2 separate regions of the Mus musculus genome follow, and region 1 is linked to region 2. The links are chromatin loops, found by intact Hi-C in ENCODE. Cell type or tissue: left cerebral cortex. All regions are shown on one strand. Each heading gives the region's core, and the rest is flanking DNA. Links, peaks and the distances in the headings are about the cores only.

The links. A loop is a pair of places that touch in the nucleus more often than their neighbours do. Peaks named below come from ENCODE experiments on the same cell type or tissue, not always from the same donor. Only the 100,000 strongest peaks of a DNase experiment are listed, where the experiment ranks them.
Region 1: a loop joins it to region 2, with 2.5 times the contacts of the local background. A loop is called at or near these places in 6 of 42 quality-filtered maps.

What each region holds. Positions count from the first base shown.
Region 1 is chr13:9,194,200-9,210,064 of GRCm38, reverse strand. It overlaps the pseudogene Gm8784. Among named protein-coding and RNA genes, the nearest start is that of Dip2c, 74 kb to the left of the region's middle. In left cerebral cortex, for the core only: no CTCF peak of the experiment used is centred there; no DNase peak of the experiment used is centred there.
Region 2 is chr13:9,254,348-9,270,212 of GRCm38, reverse strand. No RefSeq gene overlaps it. Among named protein-coding and RNA genes, the nearest start is that of Dip2c, 14 kb to the left of the region's middle. In left cerebral cortex, for the core only: no CTCF peak of the experiment used is centred there; a DNase peak (open chromatin) is centred at 9,179.

The DNA of each region.
Region 1 (15,865 bases), core at 3,045-11,044, 59 kb after region 2:
CTGGGCAGATGTTATACAGACACTAAGAGAACACAAGTGCCAGCCCAGGCTACTATACCTGACCAAACTCTCAATTACCATAGATAGAGAAACCAAAGTATTCCACGACAAAACCAAATTTACACACTATGTTTCCACGAATCCAGCCCTTCAAAGGATAGTAATAGAAAAAAAACCAATACAATGACGGAAATCACGCCCTAGAAAAAGCAAGAAAGTAATCCCTCAACAAACCAAAAAGAAGACAACCACAAGAACAGAATGCCAACTCTAACAACAAAAATAAAAGGAAGCAACAATTACTTTTCTTAATATCTCTTAATATCAATGGACTCAATTCCCCAATAAAAAGACATAGACTAATAGACTGGCTACACAAATAGGACCCAACATTCTGCTGCTTACAGGAAACCCATCTCAGGGAAAAAGACAGACACTACCTCAGAGTAAAAGGCTGGAAAACAATTTTCCAAGCAGATGGTCTGAAGAAACAAGCTGGAGTAGCCATTCTAATATCAAATAAAATCGACTTCCAACCCAAAGTTATCAAAAAAGACAAGGAGGGACACTTCATACTCATCACAGGTAAAATCCTCCAAGAGGAACTCTCAATTCTGAATATCTATGCTCCAAATGCAAGGGCAGCCACATTCATTAAAGATACTTTAGAAAAACTCTAAGCACACATTGCGCCTCACACAATAATAGTGGAAGACTTCAACACACCACTTTCATCAATGGACAGATCGTGGAAACAGAAACTAAACAGGGACACAGTGAAACTAACAGAAGTTATGAAACAAATGGATCTGACAGATATCTACAGAACATTTTATCCTAAAACAAAAGGATATACCTTCTTCTCAGCACCTCACAGGACCTTCTCCAAAATTGACCATATAATTGGTCACAAAACAGGCCTCAACAGATACAAAAATATTGAAATTGTCCCATGCATCCTATCAGACCACCATGGACTAAGGCTGATCTTCAATAAAAACATAAATAATGGAAAGCCAACATTTACATGGAAACTGAACACTCTTCTCAATGATACCTTGGTCAAGGAAGGAATAAAGAAAGAAATTAAAGATGTTTTAGAGTTTAATGAAAATGAAGCCACAACATACCCAAACCTATGGGACACAATGAAAGCATTTCTAAGAGGGAAACTCATAGCTCTGAGTGCCTCTAAAAAAAAACTAGAAAGAGCACACACTAGCAGCTTGACAACACATCTAAAAGCTCTAGGAAAAAAAGGAAGCAAATTCACCCAAGAGGAGTAGACAGCAGGAAATAATCAAACTCAGGGGTGAAATCAACCAAGTGGAAACAAGAAGAACTATTCAAAGAATTAACCAAACGAGGAATTGGTTCTTTGAGAAAATCAACAAGATAGATAAACCTTTAGCTAGACTCACTAGAGGGCACAGGGACAACATCCTAATTAACAAAATCAGAAATGAAAAGGGAGACATAACAACAGATCCTGAAGAAATCCAAAACAACATCAGATCCTTCTACAAAAGGCTATACTCAACAAAACTGGAAAACCTGGATGAAATGGACAATTTCTAGACAGATACCAGGTACCAAAGTTAAATCAGGATCAAGTTAACGATCTAAACAGTCCCATATCCCCTAAAGAAATAGAAGCAGTCATTAATAGTCTCCCAGCCAAAAAAAGCCTAGGACCAGATGGGTTTAGTGCAGAGTTCTACCAGACCTTTAAAGAAGATCTAATTCCAGTTCTGCACAAACTATTCCACAAAATAGAAGTAGAGGGAACTCTACCCAACTCATTCTATGAAGCTACAATTACTCTGATACCTAAACCACAGAAAGATCCAGCAAAGACAGAGAACTTCAGTCCAATTTCCCTTATGAATATAGATGCAAAAATACTCAGTAAAATTCTCGCTAACCAAATCCAAGAACACATTAAAGCAATCATCCATCCTGACCAAGTAGGTTTTATTCCAGGGATGCAGGGATGGTTTAATATACGAAAATCCATCAACGTAATCCATTATATAAACAAACTCAAGGACAAAAACCACATGATCATCTCGTTAGATACGGAAAAAAACTTTCGACAAGATCCAACACCCATTCGTGATAAAAGACTTGGAAAGATCAGGAATTCAAGGCCCATACCTACACATGATAAAAGCAATCGACAGCAAACCAGTAGCCAACATCAAAGTAAATGGTGAGAAGCTTGAAGCAATCCCACTAAAATCAGGGACTAGACAAGGCTGCCCACTTTCTCCCTACCTTTTCAACATAGTACTTGAAGTACTAGCCAGAGCAATTCGACAACAAAAGGAGATCAAGGGGATACAAATTGGAAAAGATGAAGTCAAAATATCACTTTTTGCAGATGATATGATAGTATATATAAGTGACCCTAAAAATTCCACCAGAGAACTCCTAAACCTGATGAACAGCTTCGGTGAAGTAGCTGGATATAAAATTAACTCAAACAAGTCAATGGCCTTTCTCTACACAAAGAATAAACAGGCTGAGAAAGAAATTAGGGAAACAACACCCTTCTCAATAGTCACAAATAATATAAAATATCTCGGCGTGACTCTAACTAAGGAAGTGAAAGATCTGTATGATAAAAACTTCAAGTCTCTGAAGAAAGAAATTAAAGAAGATCTCAGAAGATGGAAAGATCTCCCATGCTCATGGATTGGCAGGATCAACATTGTAAAAATGGCTATCTTGCCAAAAGCAATCTACAGATTCAATGCAATCCCCATCAAAATTCCAACTCAATTCTTCAACGAATTAGAAAGGGCAATGTGCAAATTCATCTGGAATAACAAAAAACCTAGGATAGCAAAAACTCTTCTCAAGGATAAAAGTACCTCTGGTGGAATCACCATGCCTGACCTAAAGCTTTACTACAGAGCAATTGTGATCAAAACTGCATGGTACTGGTATAGTGACAGACAAGTAGACCAATGGAATAGAATTGAAGACCCAGAAATGAACCCACACACCTATGGTCACTTGATCTTCGACAAGGGAGCTAAAACCATCCAGTGAAAGAAAGACAGCATTTTTTTTGAATATTCAATGAGGATTTATTGTGAAAATGCTTGGATAATCATAAATCAGCACAGAAAATTGAAATGGTACTACTATTTTGCATAAGTTAATTTTATTACTTTGCATAAATAATAGTATGCAAGGAAGGCCAATATACTGCCTTCATTTTAAGTGTCATGGTTGGTGGTTTGCTTTATTGTTGATGTGGAGCACATCTTTCCGTATCCTAGATGTAAGTTCTGTAGATGTCACTACCTGAGCTTCAATTCTAAGTCCCAGTATATGGTATCAAGAAAACCACATTTTTCTTTTTTTTTTTTTTTTTTTTTTTTTGGTTAGGTATTTTCCTCATTTACATTTTCAATGCTATCCCAAAGGTCCCCCATACCCACCCCCCCAATCCCCTACCCACCCACTCCCCCTTTTTGGCCCTGGCATTCCCCTGTACTGGGGCATATAAAGTTTGCAAGTCCAATGGGCCTCGAAAGACAGCATTTTCAACAAATGGTGCTGGCACAACTGGTTGTTATCATGTAGAAGAATGCGAATCGATCCATTCCTATCTCCTTGTACTAAGGTCAAATCTAAGTGGATCAAGGAACTTCACATAAAACCAGAGACACTGAAACTTATAGAGAAGAAAGTGGGGGAAAGCCTCGAAGATATGGGCACAGAGGAAAAATTCCTGAATAGAACAGCAATGGCTTGTGCTGTAAGATCGAAAATTGACAAATGGGACCTCATGAAACTGCAAAGCTTCTGCAAGGCAAAAGACACCGTCAATAAGACAAAAAGGCCACCAACAGATTGGGAAAGGATCTTTACCTATCTTAAATCAGATAGGGGACTAATATCCAATATATATAAAGAACTCAAGAGGGTGGACTCCAGAAAATCAAATAACCCCATTAAAAAATGGGGCTCAGAGCTAAACAAAGAATTCTCACCTGAGGAATACTGAAAGGCTGAGAAGCACCTGAAAAAATGTTCAACATCCTTAATCATCAGAGAAATGCAAATCAAAACAACCCTGAGATTCCATCTCACACCAGTCAGAATGGCTAAGATCAAAAATTCAGGTGACAGCAGATGCTGGCGAGGATGTGGAGAAAGAGGAACACTCCTCCATTTTTGGTGGGATTGCAAGCTTGTACAACCACTCTGGAAATCAGTCTGGCGGTTCCTGAGAAAATTGGACATAGTACTACCGGAGGATCCAGCAATACCTCTCCTGGGCATATATCCAGAAGATGTCCCAACCGGTAAGAAGGACACATGCTCCACTATGTTCATAGCAACCTTATTTATAATAGCCAGAAGCTGGAAAGAACCCAGATGCCCCTCAACAGAGGAATGGATATAAAAAATGTGGTACATTTACACAATGGAGTACACTCAGCTATTAAAAAGAATGAATTTATGAAATTCCTAGGCAAATGGTTGAACCTGGAGGGCATCATCCAGAGTGAGGTAACAGAATCACAAAAGAACTCAAATGATATGTACTCACTGATAAGTGAATATTAGCCCAGAAACTTAGTATAGCGAGATATAAGTTACAATTTGCAAAACACATGAAACTGAAGAAGAACGAAAGTGTGGACACTTTGCCCCTTCTTAGAATTGGAAACAATCACCCATGGAAGGAGTTACAGAGACAAAGTTTGGAGCTGAGACAAAAGGATGGACCATCTAGAGACTGCCGTATCCAGGTATCCATCCAATAATTAGTCTCCAAACAATGACACCATTGCATAAATTAGCAAGCATTTGCTGAAAGGACCCTGATATAGCTGTCTCTTGTGAGACTAGGCCGGGGCCTAGCAAACACATAAGTGGATGCTCACAGTCAGCTATTGGATGGATCACAGGGCTCCCAATGGAGGAGCTAGAGAAAATACCCAAGGAGCTAAAGAGATCTGCAACCCTGTAGGTGCAATATTATGAACTAACCAGTACCCCGGAGCTCTTGACTCTAGCTGCATATGTATCAAAAGATGGCCTAATCGGCCATCACTGGAAAGAGAGGCCCATTGGACACGAAAACTTTATATCCCCCAGTACAGGGGAACACCAGGGCCAATATAAATGGTAATGGTGGGTAGGGAAGTGGGGGGGGAGGGTATGGGGGACTTTTGGGATAGCATTGGAAATGTAACTGAGGAAAATATGTAATAAAAAAAAAGGATACACACATTGTGAAGCTGAAGGTTAGTTGAAGATACCCCAGCAAGTGGCAGACAGAGTGAACAGGGCTTGCTTTACTTATACAAATAAAATAAACCTTTAAGTAAAAAACTGTTAAAAAGAGGGAAGAAAGCCACTGGATAATAACAAAGGCACAAATGACCAGAGGACATTACTAGAAGTATATATACTTCAACATCAGAGGGCCAGGGGTGGTGGCCCATGCCTTTAATTCCAGCACTTGGGAGGCATTGGCAGACAGATCTCAGAGAGTTTGAGGCCAGCCCAGTGACCTCATAGATAGCGAGCTCTAGGCCATCGAGGATTACATCGAGAGCCATCTTGCTGACGCAAAAAAAGTAGTCCTAAAATGTGTACAAACTACAAAGGATACTGAACAGCCAAAGCCATTGCATTAACTCAGTGTTTCTCAACCTTCCTAATACTGTGACTCTTTAATACAGTTCCTCATGCTGTGGTGACCCCCATCCATAAGATTATTTTCATTGCTACTTCATAAGTATAATTTTACTACTGTTGTGAATCATGACATAAATATCTGTGTTTTCCCGGCGTCTTAGGCATCCCCTGGGAAAAGGTTGTTTGATCACAAAGGAATTGTGACCCACATGTTGAGAACATCTGTATTAATGGCATTTCTCATTTCTGTGACAAAATATCTGATAAGCAGCAACTTACAGGAGGAAGGGTTCATTCAGGGCACAGATTTAGGGTCTGGTCTTCATGGTAGAGGTGACATGGCATCAAAGCATGAAACAGTTGACCCCACTGTGTTCAAAGCCAGGATGCAGAGAAAGATGGCTGCTGGTGCTCAGCTCGGTTTCTCTTCCGTATCCAGTTCTGGACCTTAGCCCATGGAGGGTGCCTCCCACACTCACATCAACCTCAGTAAAATCTTTCTGAAGCATCCTTTGAGACACACCCAGAGGTGTGTGTGTGCGCGCCAGTCAGGTTGGCAACAAAGGCCAACAATCACAGAGATCTTGACCAAACAAATGTATTAGTCACTTTCTGATGCTATGACAAAACATCGTGACCAAAGGCAGCTTTTAGAAGGAGCACTTTGTCTTGGCTTGTGGTTCCAGAGGGATAAGAGTGCATCACAGCAGGGAAATAATGACAGGAAGCAGAAGCCATAAAGAACTGAGAGAGCTCACATCTTCAAAGGAAACCACAAAGCAGAGTGTAGACTGGAAATGGCCAAGGCTTTTAATCTCAAAGCTCACCTCAAGTGAGCTTCCTCCAGCAAGGCTGTAGCACCTAAACCTCCCAACAGGACCAACTGGGGACCAGGGGTTCAAACACCCAAGTCCATGGGAGACATTTCTTGTTCAAACTTCCACAATGAACAAACAAACAGGGGCGGGGTGGGGGCAGGGGAAAGCAGGAGGCCTTCATGCTACCTAACTTCAAAATATAGTCAAGACCACAGTAATAAGCCAGGTATGGTGGTGCATGCCTTTAATCCCAGGACTTACTGGGCAGAAGCAGGTAGATCTTTATGAGTTTTTAAATCAGCCTGCTCTATGTAGCAAGTTAAAGGCCAGCCAAGGCTACATTGTGATAACCTGTTTTGTAAACAAAAGAAACAACCTCCATTTCAACAAAACAAAGCAAAAACCCTCAGTAATGAAAATTGCAAGGTAGTCTCATGAAAATAAATGTAAAACCCAATGTAAGGGAAGAGGTCCAGGAAGAAATCTGTGCATTTACTGCCAGGCATAAGTCAACAAAGGACACACACAGGGCAGGAGTTACTCTTTCTATTCCTTTCATGGAATGGTGTTGGGAAAACTGGACATGCAGAATAATTCAACCCTTACATCTTAATTTACACAAAAGTCCACTTGAGGTTGACTACACACTCAAAGGTGAGACCCAAAATAATGAACTAGAAGAAGTCACAGGGCAGAGATTCGTGACATTGGTTTGGACAATGAGTTTTTGAATGTCTTCAAAAAGCATTTGTAACAGAGCATGTCTATAACCCCAGCTCTCAGGAGGCTGAGGCAGGAGGATCCCAAATTTGGAACCCATCTGAGGCTACACAGAAAGCCCCTGTTTCAAACAGGGGGCGGAGCGGGTAACAACAACAATGGGATTATGGGTTGACATCAAGCTAAAGAACTTTTCCTAGCCAAACAAAACAAACAACAAACAAACAAAAAACCAAAAACAGTCAACAAGGTGAAGAGTCAATAAACAGAATGGGGAAAAAAGAGTCAACTATAAGGAACCCAAAGAATAACAAGAGAGCAAATAACCCAATTGAAAAGGAGCCACATTCCCAATAGTCATTTTTCCAAAAAATGACATACAAAGGAGCAATAGGTATATGAAATGGAACACACTGAGATACTATTTGTTTATACAAAAAAAAAAGTGGAATCCTGTAATTTGCAAAAAACACAGACAAACATGGAGACTAACACACTGAAAGAGACAAATACTGTCTAAAATAGTTGATGTTGGCCCAGAAGATGGCCTGGTGGCTAGATGCACTTACCATCAAGCCTGAAAACCTAAATTTGAGTCCCAGAACCCACAGGATGGAAGGGGGTTCTTCCAAAAAACTGTCCTCTAACTATATACTCAGCCCCACCCCAATCAATCAATCAATCAATCATCAATCAGTTGATCAATTTTTAATTTTAAAGTTGATGTAGGAAGTTGAGTGGCAGTCCTCAGTCACTTGAACAGTTAGCAAGGAAAAGGAGGAAATATTTATGAGTCCTTATAATTATAGTTAGATGCAGAACACAGATAAATGATTTCTTGGAGGGGGTGCGGATCAGAAGAGGAGGATAATGAAAAATGACACCTCATGACTTTTATGTTTCTTTTCACGTGTTGATAATGTTCTGTGGTCAATTGTGCTGACAGCGACACAACTCTATAGTCATACCGAGAACTCTTGGAAGGCGCACTTTAAACGGGCAAATTGTGTGGAACCTGAGTTGTATGGCCTTTATCCAAGCTTGAAAGAAGAAAGGAAGAAATGTCTTCTCTTTGGGGCTACAAAGAAATAACCAATATACAGTCTTGACTTTCTGTCAAAAGGTTGGAAAATTAGGTGTAATAGATTTAATAAATAAATGAGATATTCACGTGATATTGAAATTGTTTCTAAGTGCAGACAGCAAACGATGTAGGACCAGGATTCTTAGGGAGAGAAAGAGTAAATGGGGTTTTTTAAATGCCCGAAGGCAATTGCAGTCTTGACACAAAGACCTAGAAAGCACAGGCCAGGTGCTTCCCTCAGGCTGAAAGAGGCCGACAGTGGAGCCTGGGGCAGGCTCCCGAAGCTGTTTGTGAGATGTTACCAGAGTGGGAAAAGTCATTGTTGAGACATAACCAGAACGGAGAAAGTCACTGAGATGTTTACAAGAAGAAAGACAGTCACACTGGCAAAGCTCAGTTCTGTGCGGAGGCATTCTTTCTTCAGTTAAACCTTTTGCCCATGATCACTGTAAACTTCTTAGTGGCCAAACAGCCAGTGCCAAGGAGAACAATTCCAAGAGCCCACATAAGGCCAGATAGAGACTGTTCATACACGCTACGGAGTGGAGTAGACTGTCTCAGTAGTGAGTTTAAAGTAGAGCCTCTTCAACCAACTTAAAAATCCCGTTTACAACCACAAGGGATTAGACGGAAGCCTGAAGGTAGAAGAGATGGTACACATCTCAAAAGTAAGAAGATGAGAAAAGTAAGCACTCTGTACTGAGGTCTAGCCTTACCCCTAGAAGCTCCTCGCTCCGCCCATTGCTTACATCACTGCCAAACTCCTCCTCCAAGCTCCTAACCTCTTCTCTTCTACTTCCTGAAACCTCTTTGTTGTTTCCTGCAGTGAAATCCTAAACCTGGTTGCCCCATACTCCTACATATATTCATTCATTCATTCATTCATTCATATATTCATATTCTCTCTCTCTCTCCCTCCCTCCCTCCCTCCCTCCCTGCCTCCCTCTGTCCCTCTGTCCCTCCTTCCCTCCCTCATGTATTCTTTCTGAGCCTTCTGATTTCTTGACCTCTAACTCACACAGAAGAAGTCATATGTATGTGTATATATGTATATTCATTTTATATGGTATTGGATTACAAAAGAGCTTAGGGCATAAGGGCAGGAGGGTCTCTATCACACAGGGGCCACCCTGGTTTACATAGTGAATCCAGGCTGGCCAGGATTACAAAGTGGGACCTCTTCTCAAAAACAAATCAAAAATAAAGATCAATTTATGGGGCTGGAGAGATGGCTCAGCTCTTGCAGAAGACCTGAGTTTGGATCCAGCTTCCATGTCAGGTGGCTCACGACCACCTGTAAGCCCAACTCCAGGGCATCCAATACCCTCTTCTGGCCTCTGCAGGCACGTGCACTCATATGTACACATGAAAGCACACCTTACATATAATTAGAAATAAAATCTTTTGGGGGAGGGTAGCTTAAGACAGGTTTCTTTGTGTATATCTCTGGCTGTCCTGGAACTTGTTCTGTAGACCAGGCTAGCCTCCACTTCCCTCTTCTTCCTGGGTGCTGGGATTAAAGGTGTGTGCCATTACTGCCCAGCTAAAACAAATCTTTAAATAAATAAATAGATACAGGTTAAACACGTTGTTTTTATAAAGACAGGCATGCTTGTGATCCCAGTATTGGCAAATTCAGGGAGGGAAGGCAGGCAGATTCCCCAGGGCTCTCGGACCAGCCAGCCAAGCCTACTTGGTAAGTTCCAAGTCAGTGAGAAACCCTGCTTCAAACAAAACAAAAACAAACAGACAAAACTGTCAAAACAGTTGTCTGCTCCTGAAGGACAGCAGAGGGTGACCTCTGGGTTCTATATTCACCGTAACACAGACATATACACAATACAAACAAATAGTTGGAAGGAAAGAATGAGACCCCTTTAAGACAATTAGGGAAATAGCTTTTTCATCGACTGATTTTCAAAACAGTGAGTCGTCATCTTTGGAGTGCAAGCTAAGTGCAAATGCATGCTATCAGGGTGCTGGAGACAGGGTGGCCCCAGGCTGCCCCAGTACTCTGAGCACTGAATCCTTGCCTCTGCCTAAGGCTCTGCACTCTCTGGTTGCCTGAAGTCCAAGGTTCTTCTGGCAATTGTGGAGACACCTTAGCTATGCTGGGCAGGCTCACACTGGTGGCTGCCAGCGCTGTGTACAGGTAAGGGATGCCACAGCAGCAGCTGCTTGCACAACCACCACCTGTGTTCAGGGTCTCCCTCACATTCCATCTCTCCCTGTGTGTCACTATCACTTGCTTCAGGAGGCTAGAGAGGTGGTAGGGCTTTGTCTTCTCCATAGTCCTCTAGAGCAATCACCCAGCCGGATCTTCCCTGGCCCGCCCGTTTAAAAAAACTGTGTTGGAAGTGAGGTGCCAAAACCAGGGCAGTAATAAGGATGGGAGGAGAGATGTGGGACGCACACGGGTGGGGCTGATGGAGCAGACTAGGGCCAGCAAACTGTATGCAAATGAAAAGAGGCGTGGCCACGGGGCGGCTCCAGTCCTGTTTGTATTAGAGCGTGCTGGCTTGGGCGAAAGGAAAGCTGTGACCAGTGCAGTATTAATTAAAAACCAGTGACCCTTCCTCTTGGACAGCTTGGGGCCCAACTTGGCTCTGCTCAGTCCACAGCAACTCCAAGCCAACCCAGCTGAGAACACTCCCTGAACTCGGGGCGGAGAAAAACCTAAGGCGAGATCACTCTGAATACAAATAAACAACAACAACAACAAAAACCCCAACTCTGTGTACTGGCGGTGGTGGGTGGGTGGGTGCATGTGTGATCGCAGGCATTTGTATGCCAAGGCTTGTAAATGGAAGTAAAAGGACAACCTCTGGTGTTGGTCCTTGCTTTCCCCCTTGGTTGAGACTAAGCACAGTTGCTACTGTGCACTACTCTAGGCTAGTAGCCCACAGGCTTTCAGGATTCTGTGGCCTCTGCCTCCCATCTCTTAGGAGTGCTGGGATTACAGACAAGCATTACTGCCCTTAGCTTTACAGGAGTAGTGGGTGTCTGAACTCGGGTCCTCGTGCTTGCTCGGAAATCACTTAAATCGCTCTACTCATTGAGCCATCGTCCCAGCTCAGGATCACCCTCTGATTGACACAAGCTCTGAAAAAGTGGAGAGACTGAGTTGATAAGATTTAATTTCTGAATGTAGGTAACTCTAGCCTGCACAGGAAGATGTAGGGTAAAAACTAAAAGGGGGAAAAAAAAAAAGGATCCTGATGGCAGTGGGGGAGGAGTGTCATCATGTGACATCATATGAATGTGTAATTTAGAATCCATTGTCTGGTTACCTGCCAATTCCTGAAATATGATATCTAATACTCACGCATTCATTCAATAAATACTTACACTACAGAACCTGTTGTGTGCCTAGGAGCTTGAGTGACTGACCAACCCCTGCCCAGGTTACAAACAAATCCACAATATCCAGAAGCCTCATGAGAAAACAAAGCCCGGAAGGGGATGGGTGTGTGCAGTCAAGAGGCACCAGCTGGGGTAGCAATACTCCACCTGCACGGGGACAGTAGGAGCAGGTGTCTGGACTGGTGGGCCAGTCAAACACAGGAGAGAGAGAGAGAGAGAGAGAGAGAGAGAGAGAGAGAGAGAGAGAGAGAGAGATACAGACAGACAGACTGACACAGAGAGACAGACACAGAGACACAGAGAGACAGGGGGAGAGGAAGAGACAGACAGACACAGAGACAGAGACAGACAGAAACAGAGAGAGACAGAAGGGGTGGGGAGTGACCCAGGATATCCAGAACCTTCCAGAACATACCAAAAACTTCACATTTGCCATAAAATCCTAGACATTACTGGACCATTAAAACAGGGACATGGAGTGGCCATCTATATCCTAAAGAAACTAGTCCCGCTGACTACTGCAGGGATACAGGTGTGAAGCAGGAGTCTGCTGGAGGTGAGGGTAGCTGGGACCAAGACAATGGGGAGAAAAAGGATGGTGTGTGTGGCAGACAGACATGTCTGTGTACTTGTGCTGGGGAGGCAGGGAGCGGTGGTTACACTTCAAAACGGCTTGGGGGTGGGGTGCATGCACCCATGCGCCTGTGCAGTCCTCAGTGGCAAAAGCCTGCCAGGCAGCCCTAAATTGTATATTGTATTCTCCCCCACGGTGACTTATTAATTGTAACCCATAAGTTAAGCCTGTTCAAAAGCAGAATGGGGATTTCCGGGCCCAGAGTGTGTTTAAGACGCCTAGACATCAAGGAGAGATTTAAAGGAAGAAATGGGGAGCCCGGGAGCTGGCTCAGTGGGTAAAGTGCTTGCCAAATAAACATGAAGTCTGCTTGATTCTCAGCACCCACATTTACAGGCTAGGTGCAGCACTGGGATCTCCCTGTAACCCCAGTGCTGAGCCCTGGGGACATGTGGGGTCGTTGTAGCTCATTGGCCAGTTGGTATAGCCAAATCTGTGAACCCTGGGTTCAGTGAGAGCTTCTGTTGGAAACAAGGTGTGTGAGGGGGAGGCAAGGCAACACTTGATGTTAAACTCTAAACCTACAGATGCATGCAAAAGAAAGGGGGGTCGGACCTGTTCCTTAGAAATGAAAGAGTAGGACCAGACATGTCTATAATCCCAGAACTTGGGGCTGAGGCATAAAGATTCAAAGTTTGGGGTTAGTCTATGCTACATAAAAAGACCTTGTCACATAGAAAGGGGAGTGGAAAGGAAGGAGGGGAAGATGAAGAGGAGGCGGCCCAGCCAAAGTAGGACCAGCACTCTTAAGATTGTCTGTTCTTGTTCGTGGCTGCAGCCCTTGCTGACTCAGAATCTGAGTTAGTAGCTTTGCCAGGGCTGATGTTCAGCACGGCCAGTAACGCCTGAGTGGTAGATGTCCTCAGGGTTAGCAGGTCAGACTTGGAGCAGCAAGGCCCTCAGTTGGAGCTCACGTATCCCCAGGCGCTGAGGTGTGCTGGGAATGAGACTGTGGAGTGGCAGGAACTGCATTTAGGGGAGGAAAACGGCTGAACAACAGAATCTAATATCGCATGTCCCTCACCTTGCTCTGGTGCCCTGGGGCATTTGCCCTAATTTCAACTCTGATGGGAGTTTGGAAATGGAATTTATTACCATAGATGGTCTTTCTGAAGTGTTTTCCTGAGGGCTGAAACCTAAACTCAGTCACTGCGCGGGAGGGTGAGGATGTGGACCAGAGCCGAGCAGATGCGCACCATCATCTCATTTCTTATTATGACGGCTTGCAACTTTTGAGATGGAATTTGAACACATCCCAGGCTAGCCTGGAATCTGTGGCTATCTCCCTGCTTTCTCTTCATGGAGTGCTAAGGTTACAGGCAATGTGCAAATACAGCTGGTTCCAACCTCTCACTTGAAACAACCTGATTTTCCACGTTGCTGAGACCAATCCTTAGGCAGGGACCACTGCTCCCTGAGTACTTAATGAAGACAAGCAAGATTCAGAGGCAGAAGCTGGTAGATCTCTGTGAGCTCAAGGCCAACCTGGTCTACAGATAGCAACTTCCAGACTGATCTATCAGGAAGGAAGGAAGCAAGCAAGCAAGCAAGCTAGAACAATAACGTAAGCTATTTCAACATCTTTTGAGCCTTTGCATTTCAGTTCACAAAAGAATCAATAGAAACCGAGTGACGACCATTATTCTGGAAAAATGAATCTCTCAGATCTCTCAGCCAGAGATGAAGTAAAACATCCATAGTCACTCAGTGACCCTGTCCAGCAGAAATAGCTGTAGACTTTGTGCCGTCTCTGGTTCGACCACGTGCTTAGAAAACTCACCTTGCCCAGTAACCTGGGGCAGGTAACCTGGTCTAGGGTTAACCTCTTCCTCCTTGGAAGCATTTGTTCTCAAATAAATGAAATCACTTTATATTTGTGAAAATACCATTTTACCATTGACTTTCAGAACTTTGTGGTGAAAGTGCTCTCCAGGGGCTGAAGAGATAGATGCCCAGTGGTTATAACAGAGCACCTGGGTTCAATTTCCAGCACCCGCGTGAGGGTCTAATGCCCTCTCCTGGCCTTCATTGGTATTTCATGCAAGTGATGCACAGACATACCTGCAGGCAAAGCACCCATACACATCAAGTAATAATATTAAAAGCACTTTTTTTTTGTTTTTGTTTTTGTTTTTGTTTTTTTTTCGAGACAGGGTTTCTCTGTGTAGCCCTGGCTGTCCTGGCACTCATTTTGTAGACCAGGCTGGCCTCGAACTTAGAAATTCTCCTGCCTCTGCCTCTTGAGTGCTGGGATTAAAGGTGTGCGCCACCACGCCCGGCTCTAAAAGCACTTTTTAAATAAAGTATTCTAGAAATAGAGTCAGCTAAATTTTTTTGCATGGAAAGATGATCTTGAGACTTGTTGAGAAAGTAAAGAACCCCTCATAGACACTCCAGTCCCTTCTATTCATCCTGGTGGGAAAACATCCCTTGCTACTTCTTTCTTTCTTTTTTAAGATTTATTTATTTTATGTATATGAGTACACTGTAGCTGTACAGATGGTTGTGAGCCTTCATGTGGTTGTTGAGAATTAAAATTAGGACTTCTGCTCACTACGGACCGCCCTGCTTGCTCTAGCCCAAAGATTTATTATTATGCATAAGTACACTGTTGCTGTCTCCAGACACACAAGAAGGGAGTCAGACCTCATTACGGATGGTTGTGAGCCACCATGTGGTTACTGGGATTTGAACTTAGGACCTTCGGAAGAGCAGTAGGTGCTCTTAACCGCTGAGTCATCTTGCTAGCCCCCTCCCCCCTTGCTACTTTCCACTAGGCAGTGTGCATTCTCTACCACAGAATTCCTAATGGACAAATTCAGTTCACTTCCTTAAGATTTGTAACACACACACACACACACACACACACACACACACACACACTACCCTCGTGTAGTTGGGCTGCAATACCCTAACTGGCCAGTAGGAGCTGCTGTCCAGCACCCAATGGAATGATTGGGATAAAAGTTTACATAGAATACCAGTTCTCAAGTTTCCTAAATGTTCAGCAGAATGCAAATAACTTCAAGGGAGCTTCCGATCATAAGCATTTGATTTTTATGCTTTCTCGAAATCTGTGGTTTTTGGCAAGTTCCCATAAGTTTAATCTATGACATTATTCACATGTTTATATAGTTTATCCACCCATTAAAACCTGTATAATTGAGTTCCATCCATGCAACAGACACCGAGTGAAACTGGGCATAGAACAGTCTGTCTATAAAGACAGCCCAGATAGATGGACTCTCATAGTGGGAGAGCAGGTTCTAAAGATGTTGAGGTGGTTTGAATGAAAATGGTCCCCCAAAAGCTCATCTGTTCCCAGTCCGTGGAACTGTTTGAGACTAGAAGGATTAGGAGGTGTGGCCTTGTTAAAGGAGGTGTCACTGAGGGTTGACTTTGAGGTTTCAAAGGCCCACACCAAGCCTTGTCTCTGTCTCTGTCTGTCTCTGTCTGTCTCTGTCTGTCTCTGTCTCTCTGTCTCTCCCTCCCCCCACCCCCCCCACCCCCTGTGGATCGATCAATCAATCAGTATGTGAAGCTCTCAGCTTCAGCACCATGCCTGTCTGCTTCCCACCA
Region 2 (15,865 bases), core at 4,395-12,394:
ATTAATGCTAAGCAAGCACTCCATCAACCGAGCTGTATCCCCAGCATTGTCAGTATTCATTACAGTGTGCAGATCAGAGGACAGATCTGTGAGGATTGGTTGGTCGATCCTAGGAATGGAGCTCAGGTCACTAGGTGTAGTAATAAGCGCATGGCTCACCAAGTCATCACAGCACTATGCATCAGCATTTGTTAACACAGTAGAACGATTTACATTATCCAAGAAATCAGCCTCCCTAAAATGAAGGCCAGGAGACATGGTTCAGACCATTTAAATAGCCAGGAAGAAGAAGAAGGAAGGAAGGAAAATAGCCTCCCCATCAAGGAGGCCAGCTCAGGAACAAGAAGGTAAGGGAGACGTTGTCTGAAAAGACAGTGATATGTACTATTACAAGCTATCCGTGCTACTCGGAAGTTTTGCCCAGATACATCCTCGATACAGTGTTTACACTTCCATGAAGGGGCAGCTACAAATATCTAATTAAATAATGAATTAATCATCATACCTGCTAGTTGTAAAATACTTCTTTCCATATCTTAGCCACTAATTGGTCATCATTTGTCTATCTAGCAGAAGAACTATGCCTCCATTTTTTTCCTTTTCTTCTCTCTCTTTTTTTCTTTGTTTCTTTCTTTCTCTCTTTCTTTTTTGTTAAGTTTCAAACCTATTTTGTTGAGGGAACTCCCTAACCTTTAACTGGACTCGTGATTTCAGCAAATCTGAGGTATAAGGGAGTAAAAGATCCTGTTAAATCAGAGTATGTTAGAGGTAGCAGCTAGCCAGGGGCGGTTTATTTATTCATGAGATCACTAACAAAAAGGAAAATGAAGGCTCAGAGAAACTGCTCCCCTTGCAGAAGGGTATCTCGAACTGCACCCTGGCTTCTTAAGTCTTATTGCTGTTACTGTGGAAAAAATACCACAACCAAGGCAGCTTATAGAAGACAGAGTTTAATTGGTTTATGGTTCTAGAGGGAGGTGCATGGTTCTAGAGATCCATGGCAGCAAACAGCAGGCAGAGCAACAGAACAGGGGGCTGAAAGATCACATCTCTAATCATAAACACAAAGTAGCTAGAGCTAACCACTAGTGGGCAAGGCTACACAGCAGAAAGCCCACCCCTAAAGACATAGTTCCTCCTACAAAGCTTCACCTACCTCCTCCCCAAACAGGGCCACCAGCTGGGGACCAGGTGTTCCAATACCAGAGCCTCTGAGGGACATTGCTCATTTAAGCCACCACACAATGTGAGGTGATTCCAATCTCTATAAAGGTAAGAAAGAATTTATTCATTTTTGTGTTTTCCTCTGCGTGTGACATCTCCCCCACCCCCTGCAAGGTTCTTGAGAAAAGTTGGTTGTAAACTATTGTTTTTTGAGCTCTCCAGATACTTAAGTAATACATCGTATGGAGGAGGGTGGCATATGCCTTGTGATTGCAGGATCTTCCTACACTGCGATTTCCATGAAGAACAGTGCCTGGGAACTCATGGTTTGCTTAGAGTTCAACCATATCTTAACAAATTACCAAAACTGGATTCAGGCAGGCTTAAAGACAAGACATATGCGGCACAAAGTTTGAGTTTATTTAATTGTCATTTAGGAAATAGCTGGAGACGCTTGCATGAAACTTTGCATTTCAAGATCATTAGTGTTGTTATGGCATTTCCACAGCATAGATAGATAGATAGATAAATAGATAGATAGATAGATAGATAGATAGATAGATAGATAGATATAAACTTTATATTATATACTGAATTATATGACTGTAACCAAATTCAGAGACTTCTGTGTGCATTTTTGTTTCCGCTTTTATTACTATTCTTTTCCAGAAACAGCAAACCAGCTGTGATAGTTAATTTTCTTTGTCAACTTAATTAGAGACACATGTGTCTGGGGGAGTATTATTTCAGAGAGGTGTAGCTGAGGAAGGAAGACCCACCCTAACATGGATGACATCATCCTATGGTGTGGGGTCCCAGATTACACTAGAAGGGGTAAGGAGAAAGCTGGCTGAGCACCTGCATGAAGATGCAGAGTGAATATCTGCCTCTCGCTCCTGCCTGCTGTCATGCTTTCTCCACCCTGATGGATCATGCCTTCAAACTGGGAGCCAACGTAAGCTCTTTCCTAAGCTGCTTCTTCCAGGTATTTTTGTCATAAAAATTAGGCAGTAACTAATGCACCACTCGGTCCATTTACTTAAGAGCTATTGCAGTAGCAAAGGGAAAGAAACCACAGATAATTCCATAGAGTCTGAAACTACATGGGTTTGCTTTCTCACATCATTGATGCAAATGCTGAGAATTCAACTGCCAGTCAAAGATGTTTTCATGGAAAAGCAAGTTGTGAATATGTGTCCTGGGCAAACCGCCTAAATATTTCGTTGTATATGTTTTCACACATCAAAGTACAATTACCAAGAGGTAATTATTTCTGATATTTTAGATAATTTGGTAGATTCTAAACCACTTCTGCTAATGGTGCTGTGGCTAACACAAAGTAGCAAATTATGTGAACATTATTCATGTTTGGTGTTAGATTGTATGAATTTTCTGCAGCATATTTCCTTTGCCAATTATGATTGATTAATGCCTGATAATTAAACTATTGTCCAAATTGGCATTCCCAGAACTTGTATCTACAAATGGCTGAGACAAACAACACAAAGACTTTAGAAGTAGAGGGGAAAGAAGTTGAAAACTAAAATTTTGCCACTGAAAATCCACTCGGGGAACTGGATACATGGTGGCATACTGCTTACATTCCACTAATTCATTGGCTAGAGAAGGCAGATCTCTATGAGTTCAGGGCCACACTGATTTAGACGGTGGATTTGAGGCCAGCCAGGGCTATGCATTGAGACTCTGCCTCAGAAAAGAAAAAAACATAGGGAGGAAGGAAGGAAGGAAGGAAGGAAAGAAGGAAGGAAGGAAGCCCACAGTAGGTCTAGAATTTATTGGATAAAGCCTCTTCAGTATAAGTGTGAAGGTCTGAGCTTGGATGCATAGCACCCACATGCACCTGCAATCCCAGCATTGCCTCAGTGAGAAGGGGTGGAGGCAGGGGAGTCAGATCCTCTTTTCCAGAAAATCTCTGGAAAGCTTTGGAGCAAACAACAAGAGACCCTGTCAAAAACAACTCAGAACGTGAAGAGTGACAGCTGAAATAGTGGTTGTCCTCTGATGTCCATACACATTGTCATGGAATGCACATACTTACTGTTAATATTATGTCTAAGCTCTGCCCCACAGTTACCTGACAACAGCCAAGTATGCTCCACCCTACAGTTACCCGTCAATAGCCAGGTGTGCCTGACTCACTATAAAAGGGGCTACTTGGCCCCTCCTCTCTTTCTTGCTTCTCTCTTCCTCCCGCTCATCCCATCCCCCCCCCCCACACACACACACATGCTCATGGCCAGCCTCTACTCCTCTCTCCCTCTCCCTCTGCCTCTTTTTCTGCCTCTACTACCTCTTGACTCCCCTCCACGTGCCCTGAAAAAACTCTATTCAATACTATATCATCCCATGGCTGGTTCCTCAGGGGGGAGGGATGCCTCAGCATGGTCCCACAGAGGCACCCCCTTCCCCCATACCTCACCACACATCACCAAACAAATCCCCTCCTCTCGTTATCTTTTTTATAAACACATCATTTCCCCTCACACACATGAACACGTACACACAAATCTACAACAGATGGGCGAGAGATGTAGTTCAGTGGTTCAGCATTTGCCTAGCTGGCATACGGGAGGCTCTAAGCTCAATTCCCCGCACTATCATGGAAAAAAAAGTCCACAGAGTAGAAAGTGGACATAAAAAAGAATATTTTAAAATTGACCCCATTCCTTCAAAATGCAAAACAAACAAACCTGCAGGTGGAATCAAGGACATTTCTAAGTGGCTTCTACTCTGCCAACAGAACTGCACCACAGAGCTCACAAGCAGCAAAAATGCATTGGAATTGTGTCACTTTGAACCTAAGAGCAATATTTTCCAGTGGTTCTGTACTATTTCATTCCTACACTCTGTAAAACAACTAGAGATGCTGTGACCTCCATTATTTATATAAAGACATGCTCATCTAAGAATATCCAGGGGACCCAGGCCTTCCCAACTATCACCCACCAAACAAGAAAATGAAACTAATCTTTTGACAATGGGAATTGGGCAGAGAGTGTGAGAGAGAGTCAAGAGATAGTCAAACCCCAGTCTGCAGAGAAGTTTTATTTAACAGGTACCAGTCCATACCAGATTCCAAGCGTGTCAATAGAGTAGGGTGATGGTTCAGGTTAGATCACCAAGAATCAAATCAAGGTTTGGGGTGTATGTGTCTTATTGAACCAACTCTCACAGGAAGAACAAGAATGAGTGTTTATATCAGGGCATGGAGGGAGAAAGAACACATCACCACGGCTCCATCTGAACGCCAAGCATTTGGCTGTAGAGCATCAGTGCACAGAGCCATCTGGGCAGGTGGTCAGCCCTATGTTGTGGGACAGTTACTCATTACCTGTAGTGGTGGAAGGGCACTTCTAATGGATGGGGGGGGGGGGCGGGCGGAGGGGAATACGTACTTGTGTTAAAGATTCTACAGGGCTGGTAACTGATTAGATAACAATGTCATGACAGTGAGAGTTAAAATTTTCAGTGCCTGTAATAACCAACTTGCTTTGTTCTGACTTAGCATCCTCTCCCCTATCTGGTAAAACCCATGGAATATATTAACTCAGTAGACCAAAAGCTTCCATCTACCCCAAAGCCAAGAACATCACCTGATAATATCTAAAACCTATAGCAGAATTTTTCCTTCTGTTGTAATTCATCTGACTACCCTGACTGTGTATTGGGAAAATGTCTTGACTTGTGATTTTTGGATTCTTTTTCTATGACTGCAAAGGTTTACATTCACCATAAAGTGGAGCTGTGCAAACAGCATCAGAAAATTAACCTGTGTGACCTCAGAAATGGAAGCTGGACTTAAGTGACTGAGCACTGGGGGTGGGGGAGTGTTTATTTTGTATTTATTTTCTTTTATATTCAACCAAGACAAAGAATTATTGAAAGGATTTCACTTACTTTGCATACACTCACGATGAGTTTTAGACAATGTTTAGACGTGTGCAACATCTTACAAAGCCATTGGTATAAATCACTTTGACTCCATCCAGATCGGTTCCTAAGCTGTTTGTGTAGGGCCTGAAGCCCAAGCACAAGGCCAAGGATGGTTAATATTCTTTATCAACTTGAAAGAATCTACAATTACCACAAAGCTCACTTCTAGGCGTGCTGGTCTGTCCTAACCAGAAAGTTGTTTGTTTTTTTACTTATTCACTTTACATCCTGCCCACTGCCTCCTTCTGGGTCATCTGTCATAAAATCCTTCCTTTCCTCATTCTTTGACTGGGTGACATCAAGCCTCTGTGAAGCTAGGCACATGCTCTCCCATTGAGGCCAGACATGGCAGCCCAGCTAGGAAAACATAACCCACAGACAGGGAGCAGCTTTGGGGATAGGCCTCATTCCAGTTGTTTGGAATCAACATGAAAACCAAGCTGTACATCTGCTACATTATGTGTGGGAGGCCTAGGTTCAGCCTGTGCCTTAGTTAGGGTCTTATTGTTGTGAGCAGACACCATGACCAAGGAAAGTCTTATAAAGGACAACATTTAATTGGGGCTGGCTTACAGGTTCAGAGGTTCAGTCCATTATCATCGAGGTGGGAGCAGGGCAGCATCCAGGCAGGCATGGTGCAGGAGGAACTGAGAGTTCTCCATCTTCGTCTGAATGCTACTAGTGGAAGACTGACTTCCAGGCAGCTAGGATGAGGGTCTTAAAGCCCACATCCACAGTGACACACCTACCCCAACAAGGCCACACCTACTCCAGCGGGGCACTTCTAAAAGTGCTACTCCCTGGGCCCAGCATATACAAACCATAATACCATGTATGTTCTTTGGTTGGTGGTTCAGTCTCTGAGGGTCCCAAGGATCCAGGTTAGTTGACTCTGTTGGTCTTCCTGTGGAGTTCTTATCCCTTTTGAGGCCTTACCAGAAAGATTTAACTTGGCAGGGGAGACCTATATCCTGAGTGTGGGTGGAGCCATTCCATGAGCTAGGATCCTGGATTGAATAAGTAGAGGAGCATAAACTGAAGAGCAGTATTAACCCATCCCTGGGTCCCAACTGCAGATATGCAACCAGACACCACACTTGCCCCTTAAAACTGTGTCCCTGCCAGGCAGTGGTGACACACACCTTTAATCCCAGCACTTGGGAGGCAGAGGCAGGCAGATTTCTGAGTTCAAGGCCAGCCTGGTCTACAAAGTGAGTTCCAGGACAGCCAGGGCTACACAGAGAAACCCTGTCTCGAAAAACAAACAAAACAAAACAAAACAAAACAAAACAAAAACTGTTTTTCCCTGGGGGCCTGGAGAGATGGCTCAGTGGTTAAGAGAACTGACTGCTCTTCCAGAAGTCCTGAGTTCAATATCCAGCAACCACATGGTGGCTCACAACCATCTGTAATGGGGTCTGATGCTCTCTTCTGGTGTGTCTGAAGACAGTGACAGTGTACTCATCATATATAAAATAAATAAATAAACTCTTTTTAGAAAGAAAGGAAGAAAGGAAGGAAGAAAAAAAGAAAGAAAGAAAGAAAGAAAGAAAGAAAGAAAGAAAGAAAAAACTGTTTCCCCCTATGTTGTTCTTTAAAACAATTTCTAATTATGTGTGTGTGTGTGTGTGTGTGCGCGCGCGTGCATGCACACAAGAGCACTACAGCCATACGCACACATGTATATACAAATACACATGTGGTATATTGCATGTTTGAAATGCAGAGCAGAAGACACTTTGGAGAGCTGGCTCTTCCTTTCCACCTTGTTGAAGCAGGGTCTCCTATTTCTGCTGCTATACAGGCTTCTATACGCCAGGCTCGCTTGCCCACTAGATTCAAGACAATTTTCCTGCCTCCACCTCCTATCTCTTTACAGGAATGTTGATATTACAGACATGTGCCATCCACATCCATTTTTTTTTTTTTTAACTACATGGGTTCTGGAGACCAAGCTCAGGCTGACAAACTTGCTGACCCATCTCCCTCATGAATTGCTTCTGCCAGACAGTTTGAAAAGCAAGAGAAAAGTAACGTACATAAGACCCAAAAGTAAGCAAAGGCTGGTGAACTGGAGGAGATGAGGGTGTGTCCCTTAGATACACCTAATGAACACTGGACTATAAAGCATTATACATATACATAGTGCAAAAGATCTCATTCAATGAAGTGCTTTGCCCAGCTGTACCTCATGGTACCTCTGCCTTTTAATGCACTGTGTGGACTCTCATGGACCCACTGCAGAAATCAGATGCTAACTCTATTCTGTCAGCAGTTGTTTCCCCTCCTGCATTTAGACCTTGGGCACTAGTGTGGGCAGACTTTAGGCAGACTTTAGGCAGCGCTGCTAGAGCATTGAATCTGGAGCCAGAGCCGAGAGATTTGCATGTTATTCCTCAGCTCACTGTCACATGTTATTCCCTGACGCTTTCATGGAGATGAAATAAAATAATGCAGAGCTCCTGCATTTGCCATCTCTTGGTTCTGGTATGTCCATTTTCAATGTATGATAAGAGGAAGCCCCAACTTTTGACCTTTTACCTAATACCAGAGTTAAGGACACCATCTCCTTGAGGATCTGGCCTAAGATAGGAGTCATAACATGGTCACACAAACAGCTCTCAGTATCTCAAACAAAATGCTTGCACCAGTCAGCTTCCAAACTCCCACAGTGAACGGAGAAAGGTACTGAGGGGACTGCAGCTTCCCGGTAACGGCCCCAATATGAGAGACTTAGGGCATTTACCTAGTTAGAACAAGTCTCATGGCACCCACTGTGCTTGTGTGTGTGTGCGTGTGCGTGTGCGTGTGTGTGTCAGGTGCCTTCCTCTATTGATTTCCACCTTACCTTTTAAGATGAGATCTCTTGCTGATCCTTGATTGGCTGGATCCAGGTTAAGCTGGCTTGGCTGACCATCAAGCTCCAGGAAGCCTCTTGTTTCCACTTCCAGGATGTGGATTACAAGTGCATGCAACCCGCTTTTCACATGGGTCCACGGTCCTGTGCTTACTCAACAAGAACTTTACCAACTAAGCCATCCCCCAACCCCTCAGCATCCTCTTTTCCAGAGTCAGTAGCTTTATCAAGGGCTTTCGCTAGCTTTCATGCTGTTGACAGACCTCAAGAAGTGAAAGATATGCACACAAACCACCACAGGATAAAGCAGAATTAATAATTGCCACATGAACAATGTGTCTCTGGGGGAGGTCAAGAATGAGGAAGTTCATATAGAAAACGTGTTAACTCTGGAGATTTTGCTTTGATTTCTAAACCACATTTGTGACTACATGGAATCTATTCTAAAGCCTTTTCATAATAAAGTAGTGTTCTCTCTCTCTCTCTCTCTCTCTCTCTCTCTCTCTCTCTCTCTCTCTCTCTCTCTCTCCTCATCCACTTATCAAAAAACTCTAGACAAAAATTCTCTTAAGAGCAAGGAGGACCAGAGTTTGGATGCCAGCATCCATAAAGCAAGCTGTTCACTGCAAACCTGCCTGTAACCCCAGTTCCAAGTCGGAGGATGACTGTGGCTTACAGACTTCCAGCCTGGCTGAGAAAACTTCAACTCAGGTTCAGGGAGAGAGACCTTGTCTCAAAGGAGTAGGTGGAAAGTGATAGTTGAGGACTCTTGATGACCTCTTTTGGCCTCCATGCACATGGACATGTGCCCGCTCACACATGTGAGCTTCATAGACATGTATGCATACATGTAAATTAATTAATTATTAATTAAGCTTTAAAATAAATAGTAACTAAAGAGAAGGTAAGATAAAACATTGGGAGTTAAAGGTGGAGGGAAATGTGGACATGAGCACCATTTACATTTTCAAAGAGATATATCTTAAGAATTGAGTCAAAACAGCATAAGACATTAAAGGACCAGAACACAAATCAGACAAAAATGGAGTCAAATGAAAGAAATGATTTCTAAGATGTGATATATTATAAAAAGATATTTTAAAACAAAGAAGCAGAATGCTGTTTTTAAACGCTGCAGTGTAAGTTAGATGTGGTGGTAAATTCCCCGGTGCTGCCATACCAGAGCTCCACACGTGGGTGGTTTTAAATAACACAGTGTATTGCCTCATTTTGGGAGTGAAAAACCTAAGCCAAGATGTCAGCAGGACTGTATTCTCTGACATCGGGAAGGTTAATTCTTGCTTTTCTCAGCTTTTGGCAATTTTGTAAATTCCTTGAGTTTTTTTTTTTTTTTTTTGTCTCTGTCTCTGTCTCTGTCTCTCTGTCTCTCTCTCTGTCTCTGTCTCTCTCTCTGTCTCTCTCTCTCTGTGTTGGGATAATACATCTGTATGGAAGGGTAAATCAACACATTGGTGCACATTCACACAGAGACTAGAGGTCAACCTTGGGTATCATTCCTCCTGAAGACACTGTCCTTGAGACAAGATTTCTTACTGTGCAGTAACTCACCAATTTGGCTAGACTGGCTGGCTGGCCAGCGAGCCTCAGGGATCTATCTGTCTGTTTGTCTGTCTTTCTGTCTGAGCCAGCCTCCCTAGCACTGGTGTTTGGTGTTACAAGGGCTCACCAGGACACCTAGCTTTTTTTTTTTTTTAATATACTTTTTAAAAGTAAATTTGCTGTAGATTTGGTCTAATGCATGTATTACGTTAATTGGGTCCTCAAAATTTCATGAGAATCCACACATAAGATGCCAAGGGTCCCTGCTCCCAGTTGGTTTTGATTGGTAAATAAAGTTGCCAGCAGCTGATGGCTAGTTAGGGAGACAGAGGCAGGACTTTTAGGATTCCTGGGCAAGGAACCAAGGAAGAGAGAGAGAGAGAGAGAGAGAGAGAGAGAGAGAGAGAGAGAGAGACAGAGACAGAGAGTGAGAGAGAGAGAGAGAGAGAGAGAGAGAGAGAGAGAGAGAGAAAATGAGCTGCCTTGCTGGGAAAGGAGGACTGAACACAGCCAACATGTAAGAGCCAGAAAAAGGGGGCCCCAGCCCACCCACCCACCCCCACTGGGTCTAGGGCAATAATGATGGAATATAGATTTTAGTAAGTAATAATCAGAAGGGAGGTGTAAGCCACATGGAGGTTTGGGAGTGGCCCAGCCATTGAGCAGTTTAAGGAGTTTAAAATATAAAGCTCTGTGGGTATCGGTGGGTATCGGTGGGTGTGGGTGGGTGGGTGGGTGCTCGAGATTGCACACATGCACAACTTTCATTCAGGAAACCAGAACATTGAGGTGGTTAGTGAAGAATGCTTAACTGCTGCCAGGTAAATTAGAGAAGAGATTAATTGGCAACTACAACAACAGTTATTTATTCTTCTCTTTGTGTGTTTCTTTCCATGTCTTCTCTCTATGTCTCTGTTTCTGTCTCCCTCTGTCTCTCTCTATCTCTCTGTTTCTGTCTATCTCTGTCTCTCTGTTTCTGTATCTGTGTCTCTGTGTGTGTGTGTGAGTGTGTGTGTGTGTGTGTGTGTGTATGTGTGTGTGTGTGTGTGTGTGTGTGTGTGTGTGTGTGTATGAGTCAGAGCCCATGCCTGGCTTTTTCACACCAATTCTGGGATCAACCTCACATTCTCATGTGTACATGGTGAGCTGTTTACTGACAGAACATCTCCCCAGCCCATCCCTCAGTGTTTCTAGCTTGTGGAAGCATCCCTCCAAACTCCGACTCTGGGATACTGCAGCCATCTTTATATTGTCCTTCCTCCATCAGTGCTTGCATCCAATTTATGCAGGACTGAAAATCAAAACTGGGACTGTCTATATTGTAAGAAAGTAATATAAACACTGAGCTACACCCCCAGCTCACAATACATCTTTTGGCTGACTTGGTCATTTACAGCAGAGTCTCTATGTAACCCCAGCTGGACTGGAACTCCTTATATAGAACAGGTTGGGCTCAAACTCAGATCTTTCTGGCTTTGCTTCCTGGATCTGGGATTAAAGGCATGTGCCTCCATGCCTGTCCTACAATGAAACTTTCATTAGTAAGTGGTTCATAGATAGCCAGGTAAATGAACTTCCTGGTCCTGGCTCCTGAGTAGTCCATGACCTGGAAAGGCCCTCTCCTGCAAGCCTCTATCTTGTCAACAGACAGAACTTGTGTCCCAAGGACACCATCACCCCCACGCGGAAGAAGAAATGGCAGTATCTGTACCTGCCCGGTTTCTTCTTCATTCCCACCCATTAGGTAAGTTGCTTCACTTTTTCTGGGGCAGAGTATCTTTGTATGTGTGTATGTGTTTATAAATAAATTAATTAAAAAGGATTAAAATATTGCATGCAGATGGCTTCCTGTATGTAGAAGAAAGCAAGAGGCATTGGGAGATATCTTCTTAGAAAAAAAATGAGACAATTAGAACAGGAATTGATAGAGTAACTCTATCAATTAGAACAGAAATTGATAGAGTAAGTGATTACCTTAGCAATGGCAATGAATGGCCTGTTGTAAAGGATGGGGAAAAAATTACATTTGGTTACCAAATAAAGAAAAACACTAATCTAATAGGCAGAATACAGCAATTATCTACAATCATAGTGCATTACATTGCCAAGTCCTGGATATTATAATACAGTAACAATGTAGCGTTCATTTGTTTGCTTGGTTTTAGGCCCATCATGCTGTTATTTGTTGTCTCTGTTCCTTCCTTCCTTCCTTCCTTCCTTCCTTCCTTCTTTCCTTCCTTCCTTCCTTCCTTCTGTCTTCCTTCTTCCCTCCCTCCCTTCTTTTTTCCTTTCCTCCCTTTCTTTTTCTTTCCTGTCTTTCTTTCCCTGGCTTCGTTTGAATCAGTCAAACAATGTTTTGCATCCCATTTTAACTCATCTAGGTTTCCTTAAGCCTCTGTTTTAGTGTCTTATTTTCTTGGTTCATTTCTGTTGCTTGTAACACAGGGGTAATTTGAGAAAAGAGCAGCAGGTCTCGTGACAGATACCTGCAATCCCAGTGCTCAGGAGACTAAGGTGGGAGGACACAAGTTTGAGGACACCATATTCTAAGTAACAAGTTCTGGTGTTACATAGTGAAAAACCACCTCAAAAAAACCCAACAAGACAAAACAAAACAAACAGAGGGGAAGAGGAGAAGAGAAGGGAGAAAAGGGGAAGAGAAGGGAGGGGAGGAGAGAGGGGAGGGGAGGAGAGGACAGGAGAGGATGGGATGGGGAGTTAGGGCAGGGGAAAAGATCATCTTAAACAAAGCAGATTGGGGATTAATTGTAATGCTTTGTCTTAATTCGGCTCCAAAAATCATACAGGAATCTACAAGTTCAGATGCTGAGAGTCTCTGTCTCCAACTGGTTTTTGACTAATTAATAAAGATTCAACGCCCAGTGACTGGGCATGGTAAAAGAGGTAGGATTTTTTAGGATCCCAGGGCCAGAAACACAGGGAGAAGAGGGGAGTGCGCCATGAGAGGGGGTTAGGATGAATCATGCCATGACTGGGAAGCAGAAAGATCAGAATTAAGAGCCTGCCAACATGTAAGAGTCAGGGAAGTGACCCTAGGGGCCGTTCCTCTGCTTGGGTCTGGGGCAGCAAAGATAAAATATAGATTTAGAAAATATTCACTCACGAATACTGGAAGGGAGTGTGTGCTAACTGTGGGGAGGTTTAGAAGTGCCCAACCATTGAGCTAGTTAGGCATATCAAAATTAAGCTGATGAGAGCAGGTGGCTAGAAGGTTGTCTTAGTGAGAGTTTCTATTCTTGCACAAACATGACCAAGAAGCAAGTTGGGGAGGAAAGGGTTTATTCAGCTTACACTTCACATTGCTGTTCATCACCAAAGGAAATCAGAGCAGGAACCCAGAGGCAGGAGCTGATGCAGAGGCCATGGAGGGATGTTACTTACTGGCTTGCTTCCCCTGGCTTGATCAGCTTGCTTTCTTATAGAACCCAGGACTACCAGCCCAGGGATGGCACCATTCACAATGTGTTGGGCCCTCCCACCCTAGATCACTAATTGAGAAAATGCCTTACAGCTGGATCTCATGGAGGCATTTCTTCAAGGGAGGCTCCTATCTCTGTGATAACTCCAGCTTGTGTCAAGTTGACACACAAAATCAGCCAGTGCAAAGCTCAGTCACCCACTGGGAGCTCAGTCAGTGAAGATTAACTCTTCACTGCATCAAAAGCATGGTGGTGCCTGCCTGTAATCCCAGTACTGAGAAAGCAGAAGCAGGTGTGTCAGAAGTTTACAGACATCTTTAACTACATAGTGAGTTCAGTGGTAGCATGATACTCTGTCCCCCCTCCCCCCAAAAAAACAAAATGAAGAAAGCAAGAGAGGGTGGGAGGGAAGGAAGAAAGAAGGGAGGAAGAGGGAGGGAGATAGAGAAAGAGAGAAAGAGAGAGAGAGATACACAGAAAGAGACAGAGAGAGTGTATGTGATCCCCCAGTTCTAGAGATGACAGGTTCAGAGGCTGTACATGCTGGTGATCTTCTTGCTGGTATATCTTTAGGGGATGCAGGGCAACGTAAGACAAGAGTCAGGGGGAGTGCAGGTGCATCTCTTCTAGTCTCTTCCCTTATAAAGCTACGGGGATCCAACTCAGTACTGTCCTGAGTACTTCCATAACCCTAGATACCCTAAGGGTCTCACATCCAAACATTCAACCTGGATTAAGTTTCTACCTTCTTCACACAGCTCCAGCATGAACCTCATAAGGAACAAGCTCTCTTTGACATCTGATATTGCTGATTCTATATCTGCATCAGATCATATATAGACATACATTATAAACATGACATCAGTGGAGCAGCATTTGGTTTTCCAGTAACACGCCTTTCTTACAAATGAGGAGAGGAAATTTGTAAAGCATATCATGTTTTCTCCTTTCAGTTTACATTCAGATCCTCTTTCTTCGCTCTCTAGGGTCATGAAGACCTTCCTTGTGTAATTATGCCAGTAATGGAATATCTTTACCACATCTTCAGTTTTAAATGATAGTCTTGCTTGATTTTATATTCTAAGTGGGCTGGCTGATTCTTTTAAACATTTTAAAGTCATATTGCATTTTATTCTGTCGCCAATATTTCTGAAAAGAAATAAACTCTGATCCATATCATCACTTGTATATAATTGTCATCTGTGTGTGAGAATCTGTGAATGTGAGTGTGTGTGTGAGTGTATGTGTATATGTATGTGTGTGTGTGTGTGTGAATGTGTGAGTGTGATATTTGTACAAGCCTCAGGTCTCTTCCTTAGTCATTCTCCATCTGGGTTTTTGTTGTTGCTGAGTGTGTGTGTGTGTGTGTGTGTGTGTGTGTGTGTGTGTGTGTGTGTGTTTTAACATTGAGTCTCACTATGTAGCACCAGGATGGCCTTAAATTCACAGAGATATATTTGCTTCTTCTAATCTCAAGTGATTGGCTTAAGGATGTACACCATGCCCAGCTTTCCACATAGGCTTATTTCTTTATTTATTTGTTTTTGAGACAGAGTATTTCATTTTTACATGGTACTTGATGATTCACCAGCTAACCAACAAGCTCCAGGGATCCACTGTCTCTGCCTCCTCAACACACACACATGCACACGCACACTCACATGCACACACACACACACACACCACACACACACCACACACACACACACACACACACACCACACACACACCACACACACACACCACACACACACACACACATACCACACACACACACACACACACACACACACCACACACACACACACACACACACCACACACACACACATACCACACACACACACACACACACACACCACACACACACCACATGCGTGCGCACACACATGCATACAACACACACACACTGCAATCACACACACACAAAAAGATTTGGGGAACCAAACTCAGGCTTTCATGCTTCAGTGGCCATTGCTGCTTCCCTAAACTAAAGCAGGAGGACCTCTGAATTTTGGTCATCCTGAGCTACAAGAAACCACTTCTCAAAACACAAAAATAAATCCACTTCATCTTTGGCTTAACAATTTGACCCTGGTGGACCTGGGATTGCTCTCCTTGTTTTTAATCCCGCTCAGCTCCCAGGGACTCTGTAACCTAGATATAGGTTCATGGTGTGAAAGACCCTCCTTAGGTGATTCCAACATCCTATTTCTTGATGAATTAAGCTTGGCAGTCTTCACTAAAACATTGTCCATCTCATCTGTGTTTTCAAATCCACTGGCATGACATTGTTAACATCTTTTTCTCATATGTGTGTGCATGACAATAGTGACAGACCCTTTTTGTATCCCAAGAACAGTATTTGTGCCTCTATTTCTGGTCAATTGCACAATCGTCATCTTTCCACAGTTCCAGCTTTTTGTCACTGTGACCTCTTTCGCTGAGAACAAACCTGGTTTTGTCCCAAAGCTTCACTTCGGATGCTGTGATTGTCCCAAAGCTTCTTATTGGATGCTGTGACTGTCACAAAGCTTCTTATTGGCTGCTTGTCTGACTTTCATGTCTGTGTTTTAAACGGTGCTCCTCTCTTTATCCTTCATGTTGTTTTTCCTTTTTGGTATCATTTGGCATCAACTTTCAAATTTTTATTTGATGGATATCAAGCATATATTTAGTGTAGGTATGCTCACAAATTCATGCTATCACATTCATATATGGAGGTCAAAGGGCAACTTAAGAGGGGTCAGTTCTATCTTTCCACCGTTTGGGTCCTGGAGATCAAATCCTTATCCACTGAGCCATCTTGCCTCTCAACTTCACTAGTATTGGCTCTCTCTCTCTCTCTCTCTCTCTCTCTCTCTCTCTCTCTCTTAGTTTATTTAGTATAC